Linked DNA regions of Homo sapiens: region 2 is linked to region 1. Evidence: chromatin contacts called from ENCODE Hi-C or POLR2A ChIA-PET data. All regions are on one chromosome and are shown on one strand. The core of a region is the stretch at or near the end of the contact, and the rest is flanking DNA. Distances in the headings are between cores, read along the strand shown. Region 1 overlaps LRRC8A (leucine rich repeat containing 8 VRAC subunit A). Region 2 holds the start of ENDOG (endonuclease G).

Region 1 (2,700 bases), core at 79-2,578:
AGTTTTAAATGCCTGTGTCAAATGTGTCTGTCTCTCTTAGGAGAGGAACAGGGGTGCCCAGATGATGGGCCACCTTTCTTTGATTACTGATAATGTTAATAACCAGAATAGTAACAAACTTTTTTTTTTTCCCTTTTTGAGACAGTCTCACTCTGTCACCCAGGCTGGGGTGCAGTGGCATGATCCTGACTCACTGCAACCTCTGCCTCCTGGGTTTAAGTGATTCTCATGTTTCAATCTCCCAAGTGGCTGGGATTACAGACGCCCGCCACCACATCCAGCTAATTTTTGTATTTTTAGTAGAGACGGTGTTTTGCCATGTTGGCCGGGCTGGTCTTGAATTCCTGGCCTCAACCAATCCACCTGCCTTGGCCTCCCAAAGTTCTGGGATTACAGGCGTGAGCCACCGTGCCCGGCCTAGGTAGGAACTCTTTAAGAACAGCACTTCTCGGGCCAGGCACAGAGGCTCACGCCTGTAATCCCAGCACTTTGGGAGGCCAAGGCGGGCGGATCACGAGGTCAGGAGATCGAGACCATCCTGGCTAACAAGGTGAAACTCCGTCTCTACTAAAAATACAAAAAAATTAGCCGGGCATAGTGGCAGGCGCCTGTAGTCCCAGCTGCTTGGAAGGCTGAGGCAGGAGAATGGCGTGAACCCGGGAAGTGGAGCTTGCAGTGAGCCGAGATCACGCCACTGCACTCCAGCCTGGGTGACAGAGCGAGGTGCCGACTCAAAAAAAAAAAAAAAAAAGAACAGCACCTCTCTGCAAATGCCAAACACTCCCCAGCCCCAATCTTTCTAGGCTATGCTGGATGGGGAGGACAGGAGGAAGGCAGAGCAGGACCCCATGTGAGGCAGGTGGAATGGGGCACTCAGCAAGGGTGATGATGGCCACAGCCAGTGCTGAGGGCCTGGAAGTGTGCCAGGCACCAGGCAGGCCTCCCCTGCAGGCCCTCCTAGGGTCATCCTTGATGCCCAAGAGGCCAGGCCTCTATAGCCCCATCCCAGAGATGGGGGTGCTAAGGCTCAGGAAGGTGACATCACCTGCCAACATCCCCCTGCTATTAAGGGGCAGAGTAGAGTAAGAACAAACCCAGCAGGCCTGTCCCTCTACCACCGGGCTCAGGTCCTCGCCACCATGTGGGACTTGCCCTCCGCCTGCCCAAGGTCTCACCCAGGCGGTGCCAAGAGAAACAGGACTGGGAGTGCAGCTTCCCCGCCCCTCAGCATTACCAGCGCTCAGGTCACAAAGGGGCCAGCAGACACCACCGCCCGCCCTGGGCTGGCAGCTCCAGGCCAGAAGTCAGTCCTCCTAGTGATGCCAGGACTCACGGGCCAGGGCAAGCACCCGCCCCACAGGAAGGCCCGGGCCCTCTAATGACCAGGTGGGTCCACGCACCACCTACACTGCTGGGAAAGAAAGTGGCACTGGGAGAGCTTCTGAATCACACAGCTGCCTCCACTGAGACATGTGGACACCTGGAGTCCCCATCCAGGGCCAGGACCTAAAGACTGGGGAACAGAAGAGGGAGGAGAGGAGCCCGGTGCATGCAGCAGCCTGCCTGCCCCCAAGTCTGGAATGAGACAGCCAGGGCGGGCGCGGCTGTTTGAGCGGGCAGGATGTGGTGACAATGATACTGCAACACCTCCCTCGTGTTCAGGGAGTGGGGTGTGTTCGCTCACAGAAACACCTGCTTCCTCTGCGAGGAGCCGCCCCAGCCCCGCCGACCTGGGGCTTGTCTGTACCACCCAGACTCCTCCTTCTGAGGCAGGAAGTGTTCCCAGCTCAGTCACACAGGTGAGGGAAACTGAGGCTCACAGAGGCAAAACCACCTGCCCAAGGCAGGAAACACCGTCCCAATCAGGTCTGATTCTGACCACCCGCCCCAACTCCGTGCTTGGTCTGGGAACATCCGGACTCTGTTCAGCCCTTGGCTAGGTCCAGCGGGGGTAAAAAAAAATGATCAAGGTGGGACTTCTGCTTCAGGTTCCTCTCTCCAGTTTGAGTGTGTCTGGGGAGTGGAGGAGGGCCCTGGGGTTCCAATGGCAGAGCCTGGGGCTGGCTGCAGAGCTGAGAAGGGCCTGGACTGGAGTCTCTCACAGGCCTGGCCCGGCTGGTGCCTGGGCCTACCCCTGGTAAGGGTAACCTGTCTGGAGGGGTCACCCCCAGCTGCACCCGTTTCCTTGTCCTCTGCTGTGTGATTCTGGAAAAGTCACTGCCCCTCTCTGATGGGGCTTCGGGGGAGATCAGGAAAGAGGGTGCAGGCACCAAATCCAGGGTTGAGTTCCCAAGGGTGTGGGGAAAGGAGCCCCACCCCAACAGGAGCCAGCCGGGTGGTCAGAGCCACCTGCCTGCCCCCTACAGGGGCAGGCTCCCTCCCACACGGCTCTTGCCGAGGATGAAGAGGGGAAGCCAGTACCAAGGTGTGGGCCTGGACTCTGGTAGCCTCTCTGTGGGACCTTGGACAAGCTCTTCACTGCTTGCAGCCTCAGTTTCTTCACATACATGGTGGGCATGATACCACGCAGGGCTGCTGGGAGGAGGCCATGGAATTATTTTAATTAAATGGGACGGGGTCTTGCTATGTTGTCCAGGCTGGTCTCAAACTCCTGGCCTCAAGCAATCCTCCTGCTTTGGCCTCCAGAGTAGCTGGACTGTAGGCATGTAGCACCACACTAGGGTAAAAAAAAATTTTTTT
Region 2 (2,700 bases), core at 83-2,582, 84 kb after region 1:
CGCGCTTCTTTTGAAAACCTAATGCCTGATCTGTCGTTGTTGCCCATCACCTCCAGATAGGACTGTCTAGTTGCAGGAAAACAAGCTCAGGGCTCCCACGGATCCTACATTACTGTGAGTTGTATATTTCACTATATGTTACAATGTAATAATAATAGAAATAAAATGTACATAAATGTAACGCACTTGAATTATCCTGAAACCCGCCCTCACCCACCAAGCCGTGGAAAAACTGTCTTCCACGAAACCGCACCCTGGTGCCCAATAGGTTGGGCGCTGCGGTTCTACAACAGACAGCCTTCTTCTGCTGTGTGACACTGTGCCCGTCACTTTGCCTCTGTGAGCCTCAGCGCCTCATCACTACCGCAGGAGGAAGGTGAATAACGGTATTATCCCCATTTTTTTGACGAGGAAAGCGACGCTCAGGGAGGTGCCCAGGGTTCGCAGTTGAAGCTCAAGCCCTGGTCGGCCTGCAGACCCTGTGCCTGGAGCCCAGTGCTCCTCCCTCCCGCCACGGGATGTCACTGCGATGCCTGACCGGGGGCGCGTTGGGCAGCTGCCCCGTTCTGCAGAAGAACAAACCGAGGCCCCGCGAGGCCAGGCGCCGGCCCCGCATTCCGCGACCGGCCCGGGGCGCGGGCGCTACCTGGGGCGCGACGTTGCTCAGGTAGAACGTGTCGTCCATGGCCTTCTGGCTCCAGCGGTGGTTGGCGGCGGCGGCCAGGTGACCGCGGTCGAAGCCACTGCCGCGGTAGTCGGCGTTGGTGGCACGGTGGTACGCGTGCACCGAGTCGTCCTCGCGGAAGTCGCACTCGCGCCGGTCGCCGTCGCCGCGGAGACGCTCGGGTCGCAGCTGCTCCACCACCCAGAGCGCGCCGCGGGTGCGCGGGTCGTAGCACAGCACGTACGACTCGCGGCTCTTGAGCTGCGCCAGCCCCGGCAGCCCGTACTTGGCCAGCTCGCCCGGGCCGCGGGGTCCCCCGGGCACAGGGGGCAACTCGGCTGCCGCCGCCACGGGCAGCACGGGCAGCCGGCCCAGCAGTCCCGGCGCCGCCCGCGCGTCCTCCCGCCGCCGCCGCCAGCCCTCGACGACCGCACCCAGCCCCGCGCCCGACGCCAGGGTCAGGCCGGCCCGCAGCGCCCGCATGGCCGGGGAGCGACCTAGCGGCGGGCGACCCGCGAGGCTCTTAAAGGAGCCGCGTCGCGGGATCCAACGAGGGCACAGGGCTGCTGGGGCCGCGGACGATAGCGTGACCTCCCTTCCACTCACAAACACTGCCAAGGGCTTGGGCCTCGGAACCCAGAAGGGAGCAGCAGAGCCCAACCGGGTGTCCCCGGCGTCCTTTCTTTGCGCATTTAAGACGCCGGTATGAGGGGCGTGGCATCGTCGCCTCAGCTCGCGATTGGCCACCATCAGGCCTGGCTCCGCACCCGCCTCGCAGGCCCCCTGCTGGTCGTGGGGTGGGAGACACTCTCTCCTCTGCGCCTGCGCAGGGAGCTCCTGCTTAATACGCTCCGCGGAAGGGTCAAGCACTGTCGAAAGCTTTTACTGTCACTGCTTAGTCTCACCCTCTACACCGCTCGGAGAGTGAGCTCCTAGTTCGCAGAGCAGGCACAGGGCCCCAGGTATATCTGGCCCTAGGCTATCCTCCATGACACCATAAAATAAGCCCCGCAATTCTACCAGATTGGCAAAGGTTTCTTTTTTTTTTTTTTTTTTTTTGAGACGGAGTTTCGCTCTGGTCGCCCAGACTCGAGTGCAATGGCGTGATCTCGGCTCACTGCAACCTCCGCCTCACAGGTTCAAGCGATTCTCCTGCTTCAGCCTCCCAAGTAGCTGGGATTACAGGCATGCGCCACCACGCCCGGCTAATTTTGTATCTTTAGTAGAGACAGGGTTTCTCCATGTTGGTCAGGCTGGTCTCAAACTCCCGACCTCAGGCGATCCGCCGGCCTCGGCCTCCCAAAGTGTTGGCATTACAGGCGTGAGCCACCGCGCCCGGCCCAGATTGGCAAAGATTTTAATTAACAGCAGTTTGAGGACAAGGATGCAGACGGCTGATGCTGGCTGCTGGCTGGAACAGAAACCTGGGGCGAATATTCCAAAAAACAGCTTGACAGTACAGTACAAGCGAAGCCTTAAAAAGGTTCATACCGTTCAACCCACGCAGAGGGCTGAGCTGGGGAAATCTCGGGAATGCAAGGATCTCGAACGCAAATATTCACCAGAGTATTACACTGCCGGCAGGAATAAGCAAAATATTCAGAAATATGGACTGGTTAAGGACTTTTATTTTTTGAGACGGAGTCTCACTCTATTGCCCAGGCTGGAGTGCAATGGCGTGATCTCCGCGCAGTGGAACCTCTGCCTCCCAGGTTCAAGTGATTCTCCTGCCTCAGCCTCTGAAGTAGCTGGGATTACAGGCGCGCACCACCAGGCCCAGCTAATTTTTTTTTTTTTTTGAGACGGAGTCTCGCTCTGTCGCCCAGGCTCACTGCAACCTCCGCCTCCTTGGTTCAAGCGATTCTCGTGCCTCGGCCTCCTGAGTAGCTGGGACTACAGGCGCGCGCCACCACGCCCAGCTAATTTTTGTACTTTTAGTAAAGAATGGGTTTCACCATGTTGGCCAGGCTGGTCTCGAACTAACTCCTGACCTTGTGATCCACCCACCTTGGCCTCCCAAAGTGCTGGGGTTATAG

The links. A loop is a pair of places that touch in the nucleus more often than their neighbours do. ChIA-PET counts read pairs that join two places held with the same protein, here RNA polymerase II (POLR2A). Pooled maps may share reads with other maps.
Region 2: a loop to region 1 is called in a map of CD4-positive, alpha-beta T cell, with 13 times the contacts of the local background. The contact joins the promoter of ENDOG here to the enhancer-like site in region 1. A Hi-C loop is called at or near these places in 2 of 168 maps with a recorded cell type or tissue (CD4-positive, alpha-beta T cell and naive thymus-derived CD4-positive, alpha-beta T cell), 1 of 37 single-sample maps with no recorded cell type and 11 of 50 pooled maps. POLR2A ChIA-PET finds 5 or more read pairs at or near these places in 10 of 52 experiments (AG04449, CD4-positive, alpha-beta T cell, CD4-positive, alpha-beta memory T cell and 7 more).

Annotation. Positions count from the first base shown.
Region 1 is chr9:128,901,464-128,904,163 of GRCh38, reverse strand. The region is part of intron 2 of LRRC8A (leucine rich repeat containing 8 VRAC subunit A); the gene reads right to left. Among named protein-coding and RNA genes, the nearest start is that of PHYHD1, 18 kb to the left of the region's middle. RefSeq lists a silencer at 251-423. Within about 2 kb of position 1,328, at least 22 of the 41 ENCODE cell types and tissues checked have a DNase peak (open chromatin) inside an H3K27ac peak, as active enhancers do; they include CD4-positive, alpha-beta T cell, where a contact is called at or near this core.
Region 2 is chr9:128,817,132-128,819,831 of GRCh38, reverse strand. ENDOG (endonuclease G) reads right to left here and starts at 1,332. Exons shown (of 3, transcript NM_004435.2): 1 at 647-1,332. The coding sequence starts at 1,147. It overlaps KYAT1-SPOUT1 (KYAT1-SPOUT1 readthrough), which reads left to right. Exons shown (of 25, transcript NR_182311.1): 25 at 1-181. It overlaps SPOUT1 (SPOUT domain containing methyltransferase 1), which reads left to right. Exons shown (of 12, transcript NM_016390.4): 12 at 1-181. RefSeq lists enhancers at 329-418, 369-934 and a silencer at 1,039-1,098.